4 separate regions of the Mus musculus genome follow, and all the other regions are linked to region 1. Evidence: chromatin loops called from intact Hi-C (ENCODE). Cell type or tissue: heart. All regions are shown on one strand. Region 1 overlaps Sergef (secretion regulating guanine nucleotide exchange factor). Region 2 has its middle 3.0 kb from the start of Kcnc1. Region 3 overlaps Sergef (secretion regulating guanine nucleotide exchange factor). Region 4 overlaps Otog (otogelin).

Region 1 (5,000 bases):
TGCTTTCTGATATTACACCAGCAATGCCATGGACTGCTGTCATTGTATGTCACTATAAAGTGTGGTAACAGGCATTTTCCTGCAGGAAGTTGGCAAGTGGAGTGTTCTTATCCTCATTTCACAGGGGAGTTCCCAGTTGATTGGTTGTATCGCCCTGGTCCATGGAAGTGGACAAAGCTTAGCTTGGACTCACTCCTTTTGTCCACATGTGTCACAGAATGCCCTGACTTCATTACTGAGCTACATTTATTCTTCAGAGAAGCACCTTTCTCTAGCTTTGGACAATGGGTACTTTATTGTCCCAAGTGTCTGGGAAGGACATGTAGTTATCTTGGTCCCCTTAGCATTTGTCTATGGGATGCGGAGCGTGTGGACCCTGCACTGTGCTGTGGAATGCAGGGGACTCTGAAGTCCAGAGCTACCTTCAGAAAGCTTGTGGTTGGATGAACAAATTAAATATTTAGGAGATGAATAAAGAGTGTGGTGGGAGGCCAGAGGAGTGGCCAGGACACCAGGGGCTTTGGGGTTTCTGAGAGGCGCTGTGGCGTGAGTCGAGAGGGAAGGGCAAGCGCTTGTGGTTGGGCTTTGGGAAGGTCACACTTCAATAGGTGGAGTGTGTGCAAGTTGGTTCTCTTGTCTTCTCCTTTCCTCTGGTAAGACTCCCAGGCCCCCGGCTCCTCTTTTTACCTTGTGCTGAGTAGGAGGTCTCAGACATCATGGTCTTTTGGAAACAAAATGACTATGCTTTATTGCCCGTTGAGGGAGTCAGCATGTCACAGCACTAGGAAAGGCCCAGGTTTCTCCTGTTACCACGTGGGACCTGGGAATTGACCTCAGGTGTCAGACTTGGTTGGAGGCCGGTGCCCCTTACGTCGAGCTATCTCGCTGGCCCTGTGGTTATTCTTATGGCCACCCCAGTTTCATTCTGTGACAATAAAACTGGCTTAAGAAGTAATCAGGATCGATATATGTGTTCAGACAGTGATTGTCATGCCATGCACAGCTGCCTGATTTCTAATGACAGAAACCAATGAAACAAAGGGGGGTGGGTTGAAAGAACTCAGGCACAGTCACATGCTGGAGCGTCACACTGCCATTCAGAGGCGCGCTCAGGAGACTTAATGCTACAGGGATAGCCTCGCACGGTACTTTCTAATTCTCAGCTAATGTTATAAAAAGATTAGGAAGAAATATACCAGAATATTACCTCTGATAGGTCTGATTAAAGTGCATTTTATTTTCTATGCTAGCAAGGCAAGACTCTTAAAAACTCTCTGGCTCCCCCTTCATTCGTGTGGCCAGTCAGAGGTTGTAGATATTATTCTTTTTAAATTTTACTTTATTTATTATGTGTGCTGAGGGGCAGGGGGAATGCACACGTGGATGGACAGATCTTCCGGTCTGATGGTAGCCTTCGTAAGGCTATTTCAAAAGGAAAGTGAAAATGGCTTACTCTTTCAGGCCAGGACATGATCCCCTTTTAGTGAGTGAGCGCAGCGTGGATGCCCTTGACGAGTCTCCTCCCTGGACCTCAGTTGAGAGGTCACATGGAGAAGAGGCAAGAGGCTGTAGCAGGAGGCGGGAAAAGTGGGCTCTATTTTTGGCTCAGTCATGAGTCAGCTTGATCAGCTTGGGCTCCTTTGGGCATCCGTGAGCCTTTGTTTCCTCATCTGCAGAGGGGACTTGAAAGTCATGAAAGGTCTTGATGCTCCAGAGTGCATCTGTTCCCAAGGACAGAGGGTTCCTTCACTCTTGTGGGGACAGCTGAGGGGCTGAGCCGGTCGACTCTGTCTTCCTTGGAGTTAGGTACTTTTGGCTAAAGGCCAGTGCAGGGTGGGATTGAGTGGGAGCATGGCTAGCTAGCCAAGCTGGGAGGGGGAAATTGACTTCATCTGGCCACTAGAGGGCAGCATTGTTTGATTACATTCCCTTGAGGAGCCTTGGCTTGCGTGCAGGATTCAGAGTCTAGCATTTTAAAGGAAAAAGGACTTTGGAACACACCCTACAAAACATCAATAAATACATAGCAGATGTGAGATGACAGAGGGAAGGATGGCAGAGTGGTCTGCGTAAAGCCACACGTTGCTTTTTTTTTTTTTTGGCCCTGCATTACGTAGCACAGAAGATGGCTGCAGACAGAGCCAAGGGTATGATATGTGGGCCCTATAAAGAGCAGGCATGTGGTTGAGCGCAGGAAGTCAGGCTCCTGCCTGTAGTGTGTGGTGGAGCGCAGGAAGTACGCATGCATGCATGGCTGCCCCTGTCTTCACCCATCTGATGACTGCGTAGATTAAAACCTAGCTTGTGCTGGCTCCTGGGGCTGTCTCCTGCAGATGTTCTTGCTACCTGCCCTCCAAGGTCCGAGGATGGCAAAGCTTTCCAGCAAGCCTTCCAGCTGGTGCCCAAGCTGTTTGAGTTCGTAACTATTTTCCTGGCTTTGCAAGAAGTGTTTGCAACATTGTGTTCCCACCTTCTGGAGGCTTCCTTTCCTCAGCCCTGGGCTAACTTTAGTTTTGATCTGCAAGTGCCCACTTACCTTAAACATTGTGGTAAAGTAAAATTGTGTACTGTCCTGGGAGCCTGGCAGCTAGGCAACCTTGGGCAGGCCACTTCCTCCCAGTGAGCTCAGTCTCCTACTGCAGCTGCGTCATCTTCGCTAGAGGCGAAAACCTGGCATTGTTTTCTTTTTGTTGTTGTTGTGTTTGGCAATGGATACCCATTGATCTGTGGCCTGGAACAGTGCAGGGTGTGTCCGGCGGTGAAGGAAGAGCCACCTTTAGAGTAGGTACATTCACCCATGGGGCATGCCCAGTGCTTGCCTAAAGCCAAGGGCAGCAGGGTCTGCCCACCACCAGATGGCAGCAATGGGCAGGCAGACAGCCTTGGGGACAAGGTGTGTGTGTGTGTGTGTGTGTGTGTGTGTGTACAGCATTTAGAGTAAGAATTAGCAAGGTCAGAGCTGAAGGGATCTCAAATCCTCGCTGGGCTTTGCTCATGAGATGAGCTGAGGTTGGCTCTTTAGCTGGCTGTCCTATGGGAGAGCCGGAGATTGGGGTCTGAGCTAGAAACAGTGGGGAACAGCAGAGATGCACATTTCTTTGGCTGTCTTGATTCCCACCCACCTACACACAGCATGGGCAAAGGGCTCTGTTTTGACCAGGACCTCCCCTCATTAGTTCTCCTTGAGGTCAAGGCTTCCAAAGCCTTGCTGGAGACAGGCTGAAGAGAGTAACATCCAAGGTTGGAGTAGGGGACCGGTGTTTGCCAGGCACCCGTCATATATCAGCACTCTGCCCAGTTCTGGTTTGTCACATACAGATTCCTCGTAGTGTCCTGAGCTAGGATCCCTTGCCCCTGCACTCCACATGCAGTCCAGGGCTTAGCAGGGTTGAGCGGCCTTTTCAAAATAGCATAGATACTTAAGAAACAACGTGGACCTGTGAGCCCCCCCCCCACCCCGGTCTGGTCTCACCTCTCACCACATTATTTCCCCTCCCTGTGACCTCACTGGGTGTGTAGCAAGTGGCTGTCTTACTTTAGATGGACCGGGTAGCTTAGAAATAACAGAACCTTATTTCCCACAGTCCAGAGTCTAGGAAGTGTTACCAAAGTGCTGGCAGTTCCTCTCTGAGTCTACTCTCCTGGCTCATAGGCAGCCATGGCCTCTGACGTGGCAGAGGGGCGAGCACACCGCTAGTGTTCATGAAGACCCCCACCCTCTGACCTTGTCACCTCCACAGGCCCCTCTTCCTCGCACCATCACGTCAGGCCAGGGTTCCAGCCTATTTTAGGAGGATGCTGACGCTCAACCTCTCACGGTTTCCTAGATCTTAGTGCTGGGAGGAACGGAGCCGAAGATAGTGGAAAGAGGATTGTTGTGGCAAGGCCGTCGGCCCCGCTCAGACTCCTCGATGGCCTGGGAAGGGCTCAGAGGTCACTGGCAGAGGCTGGGGAGCCATTCGAGGAAGTCTCCTCTTTCCTGGGGAGGATTGATTTGTTCCAGAAGTGCTCTCAAAGCGGTCAGGCTGTAATTTTGTCGTCATTTTTAGGTTCTTGACACATGACACCATGCTTTGCCCTTTCTCAGAGACCTTGCAGTGTCTCTCTGGAGCTCTCTGATCAGTGACAGCCAGTTCCCTGAAGTGATCTCAGTGCGTGCCAAGAGGACAGTGGCCCATTTTGAGGAATCTTGGAGGAATCTGCTCCTTTTCAATCTGAAAATGATTTTACCTTAGGCAGCTCTGAAGGGTGAGCTCCGAGTTCCAGTTTGTAGTTGCTGGCACCCAGGGTAAGTCCTTTAGCCTCTCTGGGCCTGCATTTTTCTGCCTGTAAAATGAGAGCCATGATCATAACTTCTCTGCCCCACAGGGTTGGGCTGTTCACTTATTCATAGTTTCTGTCTGCATCCCTTCACACACACACACACACACACACACACACACCCCTCTGCCTTGGCTGAGGTTGGGCAGGGTGTTCCCTGCAGGAGGAGGACTGAGAGGCAGTCTCTACAGTGAGAGTACACTGTGGTGTCCACTGCTTGGTGTAGGCCAGGCAAGGTGGGAAGTCATGGGACATGTGCAGGTGTGGTGGAGTGGGTCCACATGTGCTGCCAAAGCAATGCCAGGGGTTTCCATGAGGGACTGAGTGTATGATAACTAGGAGTTGTACAAGGAAGGGCCCTGCCTCTCTGGCTCTTACAGGCTCTTCTGCCCAGGCTTTAGCCATTGGCTCAGAGTGAGGTGCACTGGACTCTAAGGGAGCCCTTTCCTCTAAGGGTTGGGTCACTCTTAGTATCCATGACATAAGGCTTGAGTCTTCTGGCTCCCTGGTCTGTCTTCTGGTCATTTAGCAAGCCATCACGTTTCCTTTCATCTTGTACATTTTATTACTATGTGGATGTGGATGTCTGTAGGGGGCGAGGGTATATATGTGTGAGCGTGTGTGTGCCATAGCACACACGTGACACATGCAGAAGTCAAAAGACAACTTTCAGCAGTCCT
Region 2 (5,000 bases), 210 kb after region 1:
TTCCTGATTCTAGGGTGGCTTAGTCACAACCATGACAGACAGACCTCAGTTTACCCAGAAAACTGAACTACCTTATGAAAACATGCACAAAGACTGCTCAGCCCCTTGAATACTGGCGGCCTCGCTCCCCTTCAGGCACTCTGGGTGGTGAGCCATGCATGTCCAGGGCTGTGGTCCCTACATACTGGAAGTTAATGCTGGGGACAGAGATCGTATTTCTAACTTCAAAGTCCTTCTGGCCCACGCTTGCCACTCACCCCTAGGTTTATTTAATCAACAGTCATTAGCTCTCATTCCGTACTTGCTCCAGATTCTCTACCAAGTACAAAAATCACACGGGACAAGTCAGACCCAGCTCTCAACCTCCAGGGACTCCCAGCTTTTTAAAGAAGTGAGCAGGTGGGATTGAGAGGGACTGGAAGGTCAGGCCCAGCTCCAGAGGCCACTGGGCTATGAAAGATGCTTATTGATTCCTGTCCACTACAATCGAACAGGCTGCCCCGGCACAGGGGATTTAATTAAGAAGCGAGAGACTCTTACCTGTTGGCTAACAGTGCAGATAGCTGTCTGTCTATACTGACCCCCAGGCACTGTTGCGAGCCTAGGGACAAACCTGTGACCTATCTCCCCACCTGATCGTGGGAATCACAGCACTAATTAAAACAGATCTTCATGTCACAGGGGGAAAGTGCGGGGAGGTAGAGAGGGGGTGAGAGGCGGGAGGCAGAGAGGCAGAGTTATCAGAAAGGGGCAGAGATGGACAGACAAAGAGGAGAAAAGTCTGAGGAGACCTCTTCCCTCCAGAAACTAATCACAGCGTTCCTCCAGACAGCCATTCCCTTTGGTCTCAGAGTGAGGCAGGATAGATGGCTTTCAGTGCCCTTCTCTCTCTGGCCAGAGTCTGTCCCATCTCCTGGTCCAGAGTGATGCACCTCCAGCCTGGCCCTGATTCAGATCCCTAGGACAGTGGCTTTCAGGATGCTCAGCCCAATCCTAAGATTAATAGAGACCCCGGAAGTGAGATTTTTTTTAAAAAGAGGCATGCAGAGACAAGGACATGTACAATCTCAGCTGTGAACGGTCAAGAGGCAGACCGACAAAGGGGCTTCCCTAGACTCTTCCTCAGGAAACCTGAGGAGCCAGCCACAGGGGCTCAGGCTGCCCCCTCTTCCCTGTCTGCAAAGCCACATAGGAGCAGAGCTTGGCTCTCCAAATGTCTCTCTAGTTCAGCTCTCTTTATCAAAGGACTGCGTGTGCCTCCAGAGCTTCTTTCCACAGAGCCCTAGACAGGGAAGCCCCTCACTGAAGTCGAAGTGATTCGCAAAAGGAAACCGGCTGGGACCCTAGAGTCCTGGCTTTAGAGGCTCCAGATGTCTAGACTCTTTAACTGAGACTGAGTCTTGAGTGAGGACTTACCAAGAACCTCTGAGAGGTAGGCACTAAGCTCCAGTCAGACTCTACTCCATGGTGAGGAGCAGTGGGCACTATGGTGGGACCTGGGCATGGGAGAAAGCAGACGGAGAAAAGATCAGGTCTTGGAGGGACAGAGAAAAATCTTCCGGTGGAGAAAGTTGGGTACCGAAGACTCTAACTCTGGAGGATGTGCCAGAAAAACATGGCTGTGCCAGGGCTGGAGGGAGAGAGCATGGGAAAGGGGTCACAGCACAGTCCGAGAGCTAAGCAGGCTGGGCTCAGATGGGGGAACCCTCCCCGAAGTGCCCCACTTTCAGAGTCCCACTTTGATCTCTGATGACACCCCCTGGTCCTAGGCTTCAAGGAGCGCTCCCTCTTCTGTACCCCAAGCAGGGCATAAACCGTCCCTTCTCTCACCTCCCCTTCACACCAAGAGAAGGCTGACATTCACAGAAAGCCCAGAAAAACCAAGATGAAAGCACAGGGGGAAAAAAATAAAACAAGGAACAGAGAATCGAGGTTGCAAGGGGGCGGGGGTGGGGATTGCTGATCAAGCCCAGCCTCTTCCGCAGAAATGCTAAAACCTCACCCCTTCCTGCCTTTCAGCCATCCACAGTATAGCTGCCTGCCCCTTCACAAGGGAAGGCTTACAGTCCCCGTCCCCCCCCCCCCCACAAAATTATCTGTGGTAGCTGTGGCTGGTTGAGGATGATCCGTCATGTCTCAGGGTTCTGAGCAAGAACTAGAATAGACTGCCTGGGTTCTAGTCTCTAGTGTCCCATCTCTGACTAACTGTGACCTCAAGAAAGCTACTCAACTCCCCCGTGCTTCAGAGACTTATCACTAGATGGGATTAGCTCTTGTCTCTGCATCCTTAACTCCTATGCTCTCTGGGATGTTTCTGGTTCAAGCTGAAGAAGTAGAAGTGCTGGGATGTGGAAAGACACTACCCCTGACCCCCCACCCCGTGTGGGAATAGCTCCGCTCAAAGGAAGAACTGGGCTGGATGGGAAGTAGAAAAATGTGAGGGGTACCTGAAGGCAAGCTGTGCCTATGTTGTCACACCTGGCACTTGCACACCTGCTGGGATCAGGAACTGGCCCAAGTCCAGCCCCTCAGGCTTTTGTCCAGGTTGGCACAGGGTTTCTGTTGCTCTCCCAGGGTCAGAAGCTTCTGTGTTCCTGGTGGGTTGGACTGCCATCTTGTGGCGGGGCCTGGAATCTAACCTACACTGGCCAGCTGAACAGCTTCTGGCTACCTGCTGGGATGATGGGTCCTGGAGCTGGCAGGTGTCCTCTTCCCGAGTCAGAACTCCCTCTAGTGGGCAACAGGGAGCAAACCCAGGGGCTAGAAGTGACACTGTGGGTAATTGATGACCTTGACTACTGGTTTATAGCTTGGATGGTGACTATGGTGTTGGGCTGAGCTGCCTGCAGCTGCTGCTTCTTACAGTGAGACAGAGGCTCCAGAGAAAAGCAGAAAAGAGCTAAGGTGAAGAACCCTGCGTGTGTGTGTGTGTGTGTGTGTGTGTGTGTGTGTGTGTCCGCGCGCGCGCGCGTGCATGCGTGAGTGTATGTGTGTGTGTGAGAGAGATAAGACCAGGGCCTTTCAACTTCTATACTGAAGACACTGCACCAGAGAACCTGTGATGCTGTGCTCTTATAATAGGCAGGATAACAGGTTCTTTCTATTCACTAGATGCCATTAGAAGCTACGTTCCTAGCCATGGCCATCAAAAACATGTAACATGAATGTCCATCAATCTGTCTTGGTTTCTCTCAATCACATAAGATGAAGCATTATCTATATTGGGCTACACATGTAATATTGTGTCTAATCACAGGCTGCGGGTTACTGGAGTATACATGATTTTATTTTGTGTGACATCCCTACTCCAGAGCCATGCAGTACACACACACACACACACACACACACACACACACACACACACACAAATCCTAGAACATTTTAAGTGAATTTAGGATGTTTGTGTTGTGTCTCATTCACATCTATCCTGTTACCCATGGGCCACAGGTTGGACACTATGGTCGACAGTCTTCACAAGCTGTCCCTAGAGGCGTAAAAATTCCTAGGCAGGTTTGGTTGCAAACATTGTTTTGCAGCTCACTGGCTGCATACAGCAGTCACCTCCCTTCTCCAGGCTGTGCTTCCACATCTATGTGAGACCACTGCTGCCTTCTGTGTTTTTAATGAGTTAGTATTCTATGTTTATCCCTGCTTCCCCCTTCTCTCAGGATTAACCCCATCCCATCTTTTAGACCAGCTCCAGTTCCTTCTCTCTCTCCTAGATTCCTGCTGGTCCACAGCCAGAGAACACCAGCATGGTTGGGGGACAGGCGATCAGGCCTCCTTGAGCTTAGCCTTTGGGAGGGAAAGGATCCCCTTCCCCTTCTTGCTGCCTCTAAGGATGAGATTTTGAGCGGGGATGATGAGGTCAACTTACTGCTTGAACCCTGAGTGGGGTCAGCAAGGAAATCAAGGAAATAGAGAAAGGGCCGGGCATAGACACATGCACAGGAAATCTGGGGTCCATATAAGGGAGTGTGCACTCTGATGCTACTGCTGGCAACCCAGGACCTCATCCTGTCTGTTGGGTACGGTAGAGGGGAAGTGGCTAGCTGATCTTTATGAAGTCTCTCTACGTGAGCTCTCTTGGGTTGTAAACATGCAGGAGAGAGAAACTGCAGTTGGGTCCATGGCCTTGGTTTTTGTCACGACTGCACCCATGACAACAGCATCCATCATTATAGACTTCACATGGAACTCCCTCTGCTCCCTGGATGCCACATGAAGATGGTCAGGAGAGCACTGTGCAGAGGAGGATGTGAGCAGCACAGGACAGGGGCCTCTGCAGTGCAGCTGAGGTCCTCTGTGGGGTGCTTTGTGGCACACTAGTGAGTGCTGGGTGTCTATCAGCTTGAAGGTGGACTGGACAGCAGTTGTGGAGGGGCAGGTCCAGGCGTCATTGGGTGGACCTGAAGCCAAAACTTTTTGAAAGTTACACTTTTAAAAATGGCAAAACAATAGAAAATTGGAGATTAAAGGGAATATTTATTTACATAGGAAAAAATCAGGATGATTTAAATCTTTTGAAAGCTGATAGGTGCCACCAACATTTGTAAATCCAGGGCAAAGCTTTGTTTCTTAAAAACCCTCCCTCTCTCTCTCATATGTGTATGCACATGGACACATACAGACACAGGCACACACAGACACACACAGACACACACAGACACACATGCACACAGACACAGACATACACAGACACACATGCACATAGACACATGCATATACATGCATTTGTGCACATACACACATGTAAGCACACATGCACACACACAAATGAGAGAGGGAGAGAGAGAGATCATGGCATGTACATGGAGGTCAGAGGACAGCTTGTATGATCTACCATGTAGCTCCTAAGGGTTAAACTCTGGCCTCAGGCTTGGCAGTGAGAGCCTCTACCTGCTGAGCCATCTTGACAGTTCTAAAAGCCTTACACTCACTATTTGTCTAGCAATATGCCAGTCAGTCCTATTTACTCAGAAGCTGTTACATTCAGACAA
Region 3 (5,000 bases), 71 kb after region 1:
TGGCCCCTACCAGCTTGCAAGTTCATCTCTCATGCCATTCCTTTGGGTTAGCATTGCCCTTTTCTGAAGTGCCTCCCCTGGGATTTGTATAACACACTGGGTGCCTTGTGTCATTCAGAATTCATTTCTTCATCAACTCACTTGGGACTCTAGATTCCCTGGTGAGCAGTGGACACTGAGGGCTCTGGTCAGCACTCACAGCAGTAGAGGCCTATTGTATTGTTTCCTTTTCCATAAGGCACAGCAGGACTCCCGTGTTCCTTTAGATGAGTCCTTGAGGCAGTGCTGGGTTCCCCATTCACCAGTCTTAGGTTTCCAAAGAACAAAAAACTCATTCAAGGTCAAGTTCTGGTGGGTGGTGACCCTTCCTACACAGCGTTTCCAGGCTCATCCTGCCTGGCTTTGCTCTTCTTTGCTTCATTCTGGCTTTAGCTCCAGACTTCATCTGTGATTATAGGCTAAACCTTTTATTATTTTGTCTGCTGCTTCTATACTTGTTTTAATTTTTGAGAAAGTTCCATAGATCCCAGCAGGACTTTGCTCCTCTCTGACTCCGAGGTTCTCTGGCTTTCCAAGCTGGTTGTAGTGTCTCCCCTGTCACTCTGAGCACCCATGGCTTTCTGCTCTCATATCCCTGGTATCAGGTCTGACCTTGCTTGATCTCCTTGTCTGTCCGTGTTTCTTACTGCTTCCATCTGTCTTGCTTCTTTGCTGGAGGAAGCTCTGCCTCTTATCAAGTGGGCTGTGTCCTCTGCGATGTTTGCATCTCTCATTCAGCAGCTCTCCTTCCTCTCTTCCTCCTCCCTCCTTCCATCCCTCCCTCCATTTCTTCCTTCCTTCCTCTCTTCCTCCTCCCTCCTTCCATCCCTCCCTCCATTTCTTCCTTCCTTCCTCTCTTCCTCCTCCCTCCTTCCCTCCCTCCTTCCATCCCTCCCTCCCTCCATTTCTTCCTTCCTTCCTTCCTTCCTTCCTTCCTTCCTTCCTTTCATTTTTTAAACATTTACTTGTTTTATGCGTATGACTATTTTGCCTGAATGTATGTATATATGTATGTATGTATGTATGTACATCCTGGGACTGGAGTTAGGGATGCTTGTGAGCCATTGTTTCAGTGCTGGGAACCAAATACAGGTTCTCTGTAAGAGCCACAAGTGACCGTAACACCCAGCCAACTCTAGCTCCATCACCAACCACTCCTGAAATGGATGCCTGGTAGTTAAGCATTGGAAGGTCCAAGGAATCAGGGACTCTCAACATTTACTACAGCAAAAATGATGATGGCAGAAATAGAAGATGTTCATTCAAGAGCAGGAGGAGAGTATGTGTAATCCAGATTCAGGGAGCAGACGTGTCTTTCTGGAACAGACAGGGTTGAGCCCAAGGGATGAGTTGAAATTGCTTCAGTGGGTGGGTGGGTGGGTGGCAGTGGTGGTTGGGGAGTTGTAGGTAAGGTACAAGGAGATACTTTAATGGGGACAGGGCATCGTGTGCTGGCGAGAGCTGTAGCGGAGGAGTAGTCAGCCTAGAATAGTGGTGGTGGGGTGAAGGGACTGTGGCAGTGACCGAGACCAAGTTGAGCAAAGGTTGTGGTAGTGATATCAAATAACGGATTCCGACATGCAGGAAGTGGCTTCATGTAGCCTCTGATGGGTCTGTCAAACCCAGAGCTGTTCTGCCTCACCCTGCCATGTCTCTGCCTCCCTGTCTCCATGTTCTTCCTTCACCTGACACTTGCTTCTTGGCTGGTTCTGCATGCCCAACCACCCTGGCCTGCGCAGTCCTGAGGAGAGAGGCTCAGTGTTCTGTGGTATCCCTTCCACGTGTGCCTCTCAGCATCCCTGCAGTTCATCCTCACTCCTGTCTCAGCAGCAGGGGTACTGGGGACAAGGTGACCTCACAGCCAGAGTTGCCAAGTTGTCTAAAGAAAAGCAAGGAGAGACACACTGCTGCTTTGCATTGCTAGACTAAATTTTTCAACAGAAGGGCAAGAACGGGCTACTCCTTCCTGCCCAGAGAAAACAAGGTCTGGTGTGGGTAACCATACAAGGTGGTGCTGGGAGGACAGGGCTGATGCCCTCAGCCTTTTATGGACTCAAGTGGAGCACTGGCATTGGAGTTGCCCCCACCACCACCCACCAGGGTCCATCCAGCCTCTTCATCTGATGAAGGCTTCGAAATGTCTAGAGTTCACGTGGTTTGCCCAAGGTCACAATAAGCGGGCAGCCAAAAGGGAACCAGAAAGGAAGTCTCTGGCTCTGTTCTTTCATGGGGCCCAGTGACAGTTCATGATTCTTTTTTCTGTTTTTCTTTTTCTTTTGTCATAAGTTTGACAGTTTGACAGTCTGGAGAATAAGACTCACAGTCTGTTTTAACAACAGTCAAGCTCGATATTCCCTGTCGTGCTCCCCCCCCCGTCCCCCCCCCATCCCCCGTCCCCCCCCCCCTCCCGTCCCTCCATAGGAATAGTTTGCCCAAGGTCACAGCGTGAGGGAGGGCAGTGCAGCCTGCAGACCTGAAGTCTAGTCCTTCTCTGCACATTCAGAGGCTCTTCCAGGGCTCTGGATCTAGAGAACTTGGGCTGAAAAGTCTCCTCCTTCAAGTGTCTTACAACCACAGTCGGCTTCACCAGCCCCTACCTCATGCCCCCCCCCCCACCCCCAGCCCCTTCCTCGGTCCTGTCTTTTCCTTGTGTGGCCGTGGAAACTGCGTCAGCTTAATTAGGCTGCTCGGTGCAGTACTTTTCCACTGAGTTTACTAGGAGCCGTGGATTTGTTGTAACAAGCTGCACTGCCGGCTGCAGTATCTGATTGGCATGCCAGGAGCATCACCAGTGAACAGCTAAATAGAGATGGGGAGGAAAGTGGGTCAGGAAGCAGGCCTCACTTGAGCTCGCTCGGTACCTGCAGAGGCTGCGGAAGGCAGCGCAGAGGCGGCAGGTGGCCACAGCATGGCACTGTCTCCCACAGCCTGAGCCTCAGCGCCGAGCACCCTGCCCCCACCAGCTCAATGCTGCAGCTCCCCTCCCCCTCTGCAGGTGCTTGCTCCTGTGGCCAATTTGCCTTCTGCTTCCTCTGTGGATGGACAAAGCTGTTATACCTGACAACCTGGGATGGGGGTGGCTTTTGGCTCAGAAACAATGCCAGAGAAGGGTTCAGTTGGAATCCTTAGCCACTGGCTTTCTAAACCATCAAGGCTTTTGGATTCCCAGGACTAGTACTGTAATGAGCTGGCTAGCTGGGTTTGATAGGGGTACACAGTGGAATATGAGCAGAGGGGCCGGTAGTGTTCCTCCTATTCCCATGTTTCCGCCTGCCCCTTCCTTAACTCTCTCCCTCCTCTCCCCCAATTATGTCACCTTCTTGTGCTGAGCTCCCAGAGAGAGAAGTGAGTGATTACGCCAGAGGGGACTAGGGGAACCTTCTTGAAGGCATCGAGGACTCGGTCAAGAGAAGAAGAGATGGAGGAAAACTGGTCAGAGCTTGCCGTGCAGATCTCAGGACTGCCTTGTGGAGGCCGGTGGCCTCCGTGGTAGCATAGAACTGGAGTCTGTCTCAGAATGGGAGGCTGCCTGGAACCATAAGGATCTGCTATCCACACTGCTCGGTGTAGAGATAGGCAAGCTAAGGCATAGACAGAAAAAGTGGGCCTGCCCTGTGCTGTTAGAACCACATCATGCCTTGTTTCTAATGCCGCTCGCTGGGAGAACATCAAGTCCCCTTTGGCTTTTTAGTCCTGTGTGTGAAGTCAGGAGCTTACCTGATGTTCTTCACCCATAAGCCACACGTTAGGGAAGGAACACTAGGCTCAGTTAACCTAGGGTCTCAGGCTCACTCAAATCCCATTTCTATAATGCTATCCTTCCTCTGCCCCAGTCCAGTACCTCAGGCCAGTGTGCACGGTTCCCTTAGCCATCGGGTTTCCTTGAATAATACTTGTGAGCAATGGGCCTCATCTCAGTGTGAGGGCCGATTCTCAGAACTGAAAAACCCCTGGTGGAAAGAACCAGGACTGTTGTGCTTGTATGCAGTTCTGAGAGAACACTGGGCTCGTATTGTTGAGAAATTGTTTTCAATAATTTCTACTTAAATTTACTGAAATTCACTTTAATGACCACCTTTGTTAGAACACTTCCACTCTGCACAGCACATCTTTCCCTTTGGAGGAGAAATCAGAGGGTGGAATAAAGCCAGTCTGCCTGACAGATCCTTTGGAGAGTTTTAGTTCAGCATGGTGTCTTTGGACTAAGTAATGAGACACTGAAATGAAGGACCGTGTGCCCATTTCCTGATAGATGTACCAAATGAACCATCCTGATAGGCTCTTTCAAGGCCAATATGTTGTGGAAGGTAATTGACCATTCAGATGTCAAGTAGTCTCTCGATGGAGCAAAGTGGAGCACACGAACAAAAAAAGCCCATCAGGAGTGTCCCGAGACCTTCTGCCTGTGAAGATGGCTCTCCCGTGACCTTGGGACTAGACAGCGGCAGGCCCCACTATTGTCTTCTAAGCTGTGTTGAGCTGTGGTGCAGGTTTGATGAGAAAGGGTGGTTTTAGATGCCCCCCAAACCGTTTCTGTGGCCTTGTAAAGGCTCAATACACAGGCAGTCAGGGGGCCTTCGTGGACGAGTACTTGTTAGAGGAGAGGGAAGGAGAGAGGCTCCTTAGCCTCTGAGACGCGTTTCATGTAGGCCGCACAGTCTCAAGCATTTCTGCATCCTCGAGTTGTGAGGTTACATCAGGACTGTCACTAGGTCATGTGACCTGGTTGGAAAGGGTAGAAAAGAATGAGGTCACATAGCGGGCAGCAACCTGCAGGCCTCCGGCGACAGTGCAGCGCACACAGAGGCCTTTGGAGAGTCTTTGCTGAACTAGGCATGCCTGCACACAGCCTCTTTGGTCACAGACACCTAGTTTAAAAGTGGTTCTCAGTCATCAACTATTTGGCCGCAGTCAGGCTGTGGTCCACCCTCCTTGGTTTGCTTCTGGGAGTGTTTTTCTGC
Region 4 (5,000 bases), 330 kb after region 1:
GGGATGCTTCTGTCCCTGGGAACGAAGCTCTCCTTTCAGAGTCATCCCTTTGGGCACTGAAGATCCAGGGCCATCAGCAGCCCCTTGGAGCTACCATTGACAGGACTGGGCTGGTCCAGCCGCCATCTATGGATCCCTAGTCTTCTCTCTGTGTCCTTTCCACCAGGGACACATGGCTATTAATGTATGATGCTGGCTGCCAGGCTCTCCCAGCATCCCTCAGTTTCTACCTGTTACAGGGTTCTCCTGGCAGGCATACCCCAAAGCTGCTCTGCCCTGTATAATCCAGCCATTTTGGTTACTGTTTTCTTGTTTGTTTGTTTGTTTGTTTGTTTGTTTGTTTTTTATCCTTTTACCCTTTGGCCTCTGCCTCCTGACCTCTTGGCTCCCCTTCCCTATTCTTCTTGCATGGCCTGGCTCAGGGTCAGGTTCACTATGGAGTCTGATATTTCCTGTCTACAATAAACTTTCTGTTCCACAATACCTAGCAGCAATCATGTTCTTCTTATTCCTTTTTTGTCCCCTCTTCAATAGTCTTGCCTGGAAAGATGCTTCTTAAGCCCAAACTTGCACCAAAATGTGCATGACGCCTGTGCCCACACTGTCACAGACCAGCTCCTGCAGGCTGTTGCTGGAAGGAGATCTAGGGGCTTGGAAGGGCTAGAGGCACTGAGTGCCTCCAGGACACCACCATGACCCAAGTGGACGAAGCTTGATGCTAAGAAATTCTGGCAGCCATCCTGCCACAGTCTATTCAACCTCTGATCGAATTGATTGAATGGCTCTAATACTGGACATTAAATCTCCCTTGGACCCTAGCAATGACTTGTATTTTTATATTCATTACTAATCTAGATATTAGTGTATATATATTCCTGAACCCTTGAGCACTTGAAGACCTGTCTAGGTTTTCAGCAACCGTCCTTAGGGAAAGCAGTTTACACCTGCTTTTGACAACTCAGGTCTTCTGAGAACTCTGGGTAAATTCCGTGAGCTTGTTGGGCCCAATTAGGAAGGCTGCGGGCTGAGCCCACTGATAGAGATGGGTGTCTGCTGCCTGCCAGATTTGCCCTGAATGATGGAACCCCTGAAAAGGTTCCTGCCCTGGACCTCACAGGGACACTAGAGTAACTGTGGATACAGGTCCTGGACACCTCTGAGCCCTCACCATCAAGACTTTACAAAACACACCCCCTTCCATTGACATATCACACCTTCTCCAGGGCCAGCAGCTTGTGTTGAATTCAGCACTGATGTGGCCCAAGGGCAGAGCCCCTGAGGCTCTACCTGGGAGGAAATTGGCTTACCTTTGTTGAAGAAGTCACAGTCATATGCTAAAGAAGAAAGAAGGGAGATTTCCCATGAGTAGGGCACTCACACCCAACCTCTGCCCTTAATCAAAAACTGGGTCTGGCCCATTTCCAAAACTCTAAGACTGAGGGATGGCCTTGGAAAACTTGTCTCTTTTGTTTCAGGGGAGGAGTTGTTTGTTTTGTTTTGTTTTGTTTTGTTTTGTTTTGTTTTGTTTTGTTTTGTTGAGACAGGGTTTCTCTGTGTAGTCCCGACTGTACTGGAACTCACTCTGTAGACCAGGCTGGTCTGGAACTCAGAGTTCTACCTGCCTCTGCCTCCCCAGGGCTGGGATTAAAGGCGTGCACCACCACTGCCCAGACATCCATATGCCTTAAGGGGAGGAAATACAATGGCCTCTCCCCATACCCAAGTTCAAGGCTCAAAGCCTGCTTGGATTAGCAGTTACCAGTGAGATGAATGAATGAATGAATGAATGAATGAATGAATGTTGGACAAAAGAGTGTGTTATGTGTGGCCATAAATGTCAAGATTAGAATGAAGGGCTATGAGTAAGGTGTAGCCCTCACTCATAGAACAGATAGGTAGAGTGCTTGCCTAGCTTATACAAGGTGCTGGGCTCAATCTCCAGCATTGTGTTTTTATGGTGTGGTGGTGCACATCTGTCATCCAAGAACTTAAGAGGTGGAGGCAGAAATATCAAGTTCAGGGTCATCCTTGGCTATATAGGGAGTTTGAAGTAAGCCTGGACTAGAGACCCTGTCTCAAAGACAATAACAGAACTCGAGTGTAGAAGCTCTGGTTGGATATGTTGCAGAAGAGCCACCAAAGAATCAATGCAAACATGAAACTGAAGTTGCTCAGCCTTGGATGGAAGGGGACAAAGGGCCTTCAGGACCCCAGGCGTCTCCAAAACCTGCTTTGGCCCCACCAAAGATCTCTTAGGAGGTAAAGTATGGACCCATTGCGCCCTCTAGTGGAAGTCTGCATCTATTCTGTAGCCTCTCTTACTGATTCTTCAGCCCACAATGGGGGAGCTGAGCTGACCTTGTCAGACTATGCCAACCAAGAACACGCAAAGTTACGAGGGACCAGCTGGGTGCACCTGAGGTAAACACTGAGGACGGATTTGCCTCACACACAGGGGTGTGGTGTGAAAAAAGTCACCAACTCCTCTTCATACCCTAAACTCACAATCAACACATTTGCCTGTGCCCTCTTTCCTTCTTGCAAGGTCATTAAGGACCAGGAGATAGAGCCAGGCATAGTATACATGCTTTTAATCCCAGCACTTGGGAGGCAGAGACAGGAGGATCCCTGTGGGTTGGGGGCCATCCTGGTTTATGTAATAAGCTCCAGGACAGCCAGGGCGAAATAGAGAGACCCTGTCTCAAAAAGCTTAAACAAAAAGAGTAAGGGGCTGGCTTTCATGAGGCTACGGGCAAAAACATGTTTGTCCTCCGTGTAGACCCTGAGAGTTGAACCATAAACCTCTAAGATAGGGCTGGGGGTATGACTCTGTTGGGTACCCACACAAGGAGCGAGTTCTAGCCAGTGTTGGGGACACAGAAGCAAATGGATCTCTGGGGCCAACCAGTCTAATGGCTACACACCGATGCAAGATCACTTTTGCAAAGACGTCTGTCCCCTATCTGTCCAACCTTGGATTTAAACTACTTGCTCTTGATCTGAACACCACTTATTTTACTGTGTCAGCAAAGGGCTTTTCCTACTCATGTATTGTGTGTGTGGCAGGGGGATGCATGTACCATGACCTGCATGTGGCTGTGGAGGTCAGAGAACAACTCCTTCCATCATGTGGGTCCTGGGACAAACTTCGGTTGTCACTGTTGGCAGCAAGAGCCTTTGCCTGCTGAGCCATCTCACTGGCCCAGGAGTACTGATCTAAAGATATCTTGTATAATATTTCTCACTTTTCCCCTCCTCCTTTCTCATAAGCTCATAGCCCAGTATGGAACACGTATCCCCATTATGATATTTTAATATTTACTAAATTCCTTATTTATCTTTGGAGAAATTATTTCTGTTTTGTTTAGATTAATATCTAATTCCGCTTTAATGGGACATTCTAAACAATCAAAATGAACACAAAAGGTTCATAATAAACACATATCAAAACATTAAAATCATGAGTAATGGGATTCCCACTGGGTTGTCATGGAGCGTAGACACAGGGGAAACTGATAATACAGACCTTTTGTTTTGTTTTTCTTTGTGTAGCCCTGGCTGTGCTGCAACTCACTCTGTAGACCAGACTAGCCTAGAACTCACAGAGATCCTCCTGTGTCTGCCTCCCGAGTGCTGGGAGCATCTTTGATATTCATTCACTAGCACTGTTTTTGCGGCAGTTTTTAATTTTTAAGGATACTGCATTAAAATGCTATTGAGTTGGATCCCTGGGTTTACTGGCATCCCTGTAAGTGCACAGCCCTGGCAGGTGCTTCAGCCTCGTCGTCCTGATTATTACGAGACAGCACACATGTCGATTCTCATGGTAGATCCTCCAGAAACATGTGTATCCCTCTCCACCCTGAAGGGTGGTTATCAGAGGCAAGGAGAGAGGAGACCCCACCAGGATCCAGCATCTATGCTGAAGGGTCTCAGGGGCAGCAGGTAGAAAAAATGAGGCCAAGGGAAGATATTCCTCCACCTTCTTCATGAGGTCCTCCTGCCTGGAGCCAACACCCCTGTGTCTACTAACAGTGTTGCACAGCACCAAGCCAGAACTGTGAGCTTTGCATCATTGAATGTTCTCAGCATCTGCGAGATGGGGACTTAGCTTTCCTCCTGTGCTATGCAGAAGGGAATGAACCCAGGCCTCAGCCTGGCAGAACTGGCATCTGGACCAGATCGTCTTCTCTTTTTGAACTTGGGCCCTGGCCACTGACTCCAAAGTGAGATCAGGAAATCCCTCTATGGGATACTGGAATCTAAGGGAACTGACCAATTAATTTAATCTTCTTCATATTCTATTTCTCCCTTTACTTATTCTGTATGTTTTATGATATACATCTATACTCCGTATAGTATATGCATATGTACATATACAAATATATACACATACATATATATAGTATGTGTGTGTGTGTGCATGTGCATACATATTTTCATCTCATGGAGGCATCCACAGACCCCTGTTTTGAGTAAGCAGGGCCTCTCTCCACAGCTCGACTGATGGAGAACTTCTTTGGTCCTTTATCCTGTTTGAGCTTGCAGTAAGTGAATAAGGACCAGTTGATTCCTAGTTTCCAGATGATAAAAACTGAGCCTCAGAGAAGTCAGGCAGCTTGCTTGAGGTCACACAACGTGCAAAGCCAGTTTGGAGTCCAGGGTTTCTCACTGACTCTCCTAGCAATGAGGTTAACACAGGCCTGCACCAGCCTCTTCATGGATAACCAGCAACCCTACTATCCTGAGTGACCTTGGGCATGGTGTGCAGCTCTCTGGTCTCTCTGTCTCTCTGTCTCTGTCTCTGTCTCTGTCTCTCTCTCTGGCTCTCTCTCTCTCTCTGGCTCATGGATTGCAACACAGGAATATACACCATAGGGATTGTATGCATCCCTATTGTGGGACCCCTGCAACCGTCTGGAACACTCACGGCAGATGCGGGGTGTCCGCCAGTCAATGACCACCCCGTGCTGACAACACTGATGGGCATAGGCAGCTAC

The links. Peaks named below come from ENCODE experiments on the same cell type or tissue, not always from the same donor. Only the 100,000 strongest peaks of a DNase experiment are listed, where the experiment ranks them.
Region 2: a loop joins it to region 1, with 7 times the contacts of the local background. A loop is called at or near these places in 36 of 42 quality-filtered maps.
Region 3: it touches region 1 in a loop (4-fold over the local background); 4 of 42 quality-filtered maps call a loop at or near these places.
Region 4: a loop joins it to region 1, with 14 times the contacts of the local background. A loop is called at or near these places in 24 of 42 quality-filtered maps.

What each region holds. Positions count from the first base shown.
Region 1 is chr7:46,604,421-46,609,420 of GRCm38, reverse strand. All of the region lies in intron 8 of Sergef (secretion regulating guanine nucleotide exchange factor), which reads left to right. Among named protein-coding and RNA genes, the nearest start is that of Sergef, 33 kb to the left of the region's middle. In heart, CTCF peaks have their summits at 1,674, 1,893 (motif pointing right) and 2,846 (motif pointing right); DNase peaks (open chromatin) are centred at 1,610, 1,730 and 2,860; H3K27ac peaks cover 1,597 bases.
Region 2 is chr7:46,390,945-46,395,944 of GRCm38, reverse strand. No RefSeq gene overlaps it. Among named protein-coding and RNA genes, the nearest start is that of Kcnc1, 3.0 kb to the left of the region's middle. In heart, a CTCF peak has its summit at 2,621 (motif pointing left); a DNase peak (open chromatin) is centred at 2,534; H3K4me3 peaks cover 15 bases; H3K27me3 peaks cover 3,973 bases.
Region 3 is chr7:46,533,511-46,538,510 of GRCm38, reverse strand. The region is part of intron 9 of Sergef (secretion regulating guanine nucleotide exchange factor); the gene reads left to right. Among named protein-coding and RNA genes, the nearest start is that of Sergef, 100 kb to the left of the region's middle. In heart, CTCF peaks have their summits at 2,944 and 4,817; no DNase peak of the experiment used is centred here.
Region 4 is chr7:46,277,438-46,282,437 of GRCm38, reverse strand. Otog (otogelin) reads right to left here. Exons shown (of 56, transcript NM_013624.2): 30 at 4,931-5,000; 31 at 1,308-1,334. Among named protein-coding and RNA genes, the nearest start is that of Otog, 39 kb to the right of the region's middle. In heart, a CTCF peak has its summit at 2,292 (motif pointing left); no DNase peak of the experiment used is centred here; H3K27me3 peaks cover 3,236 bases.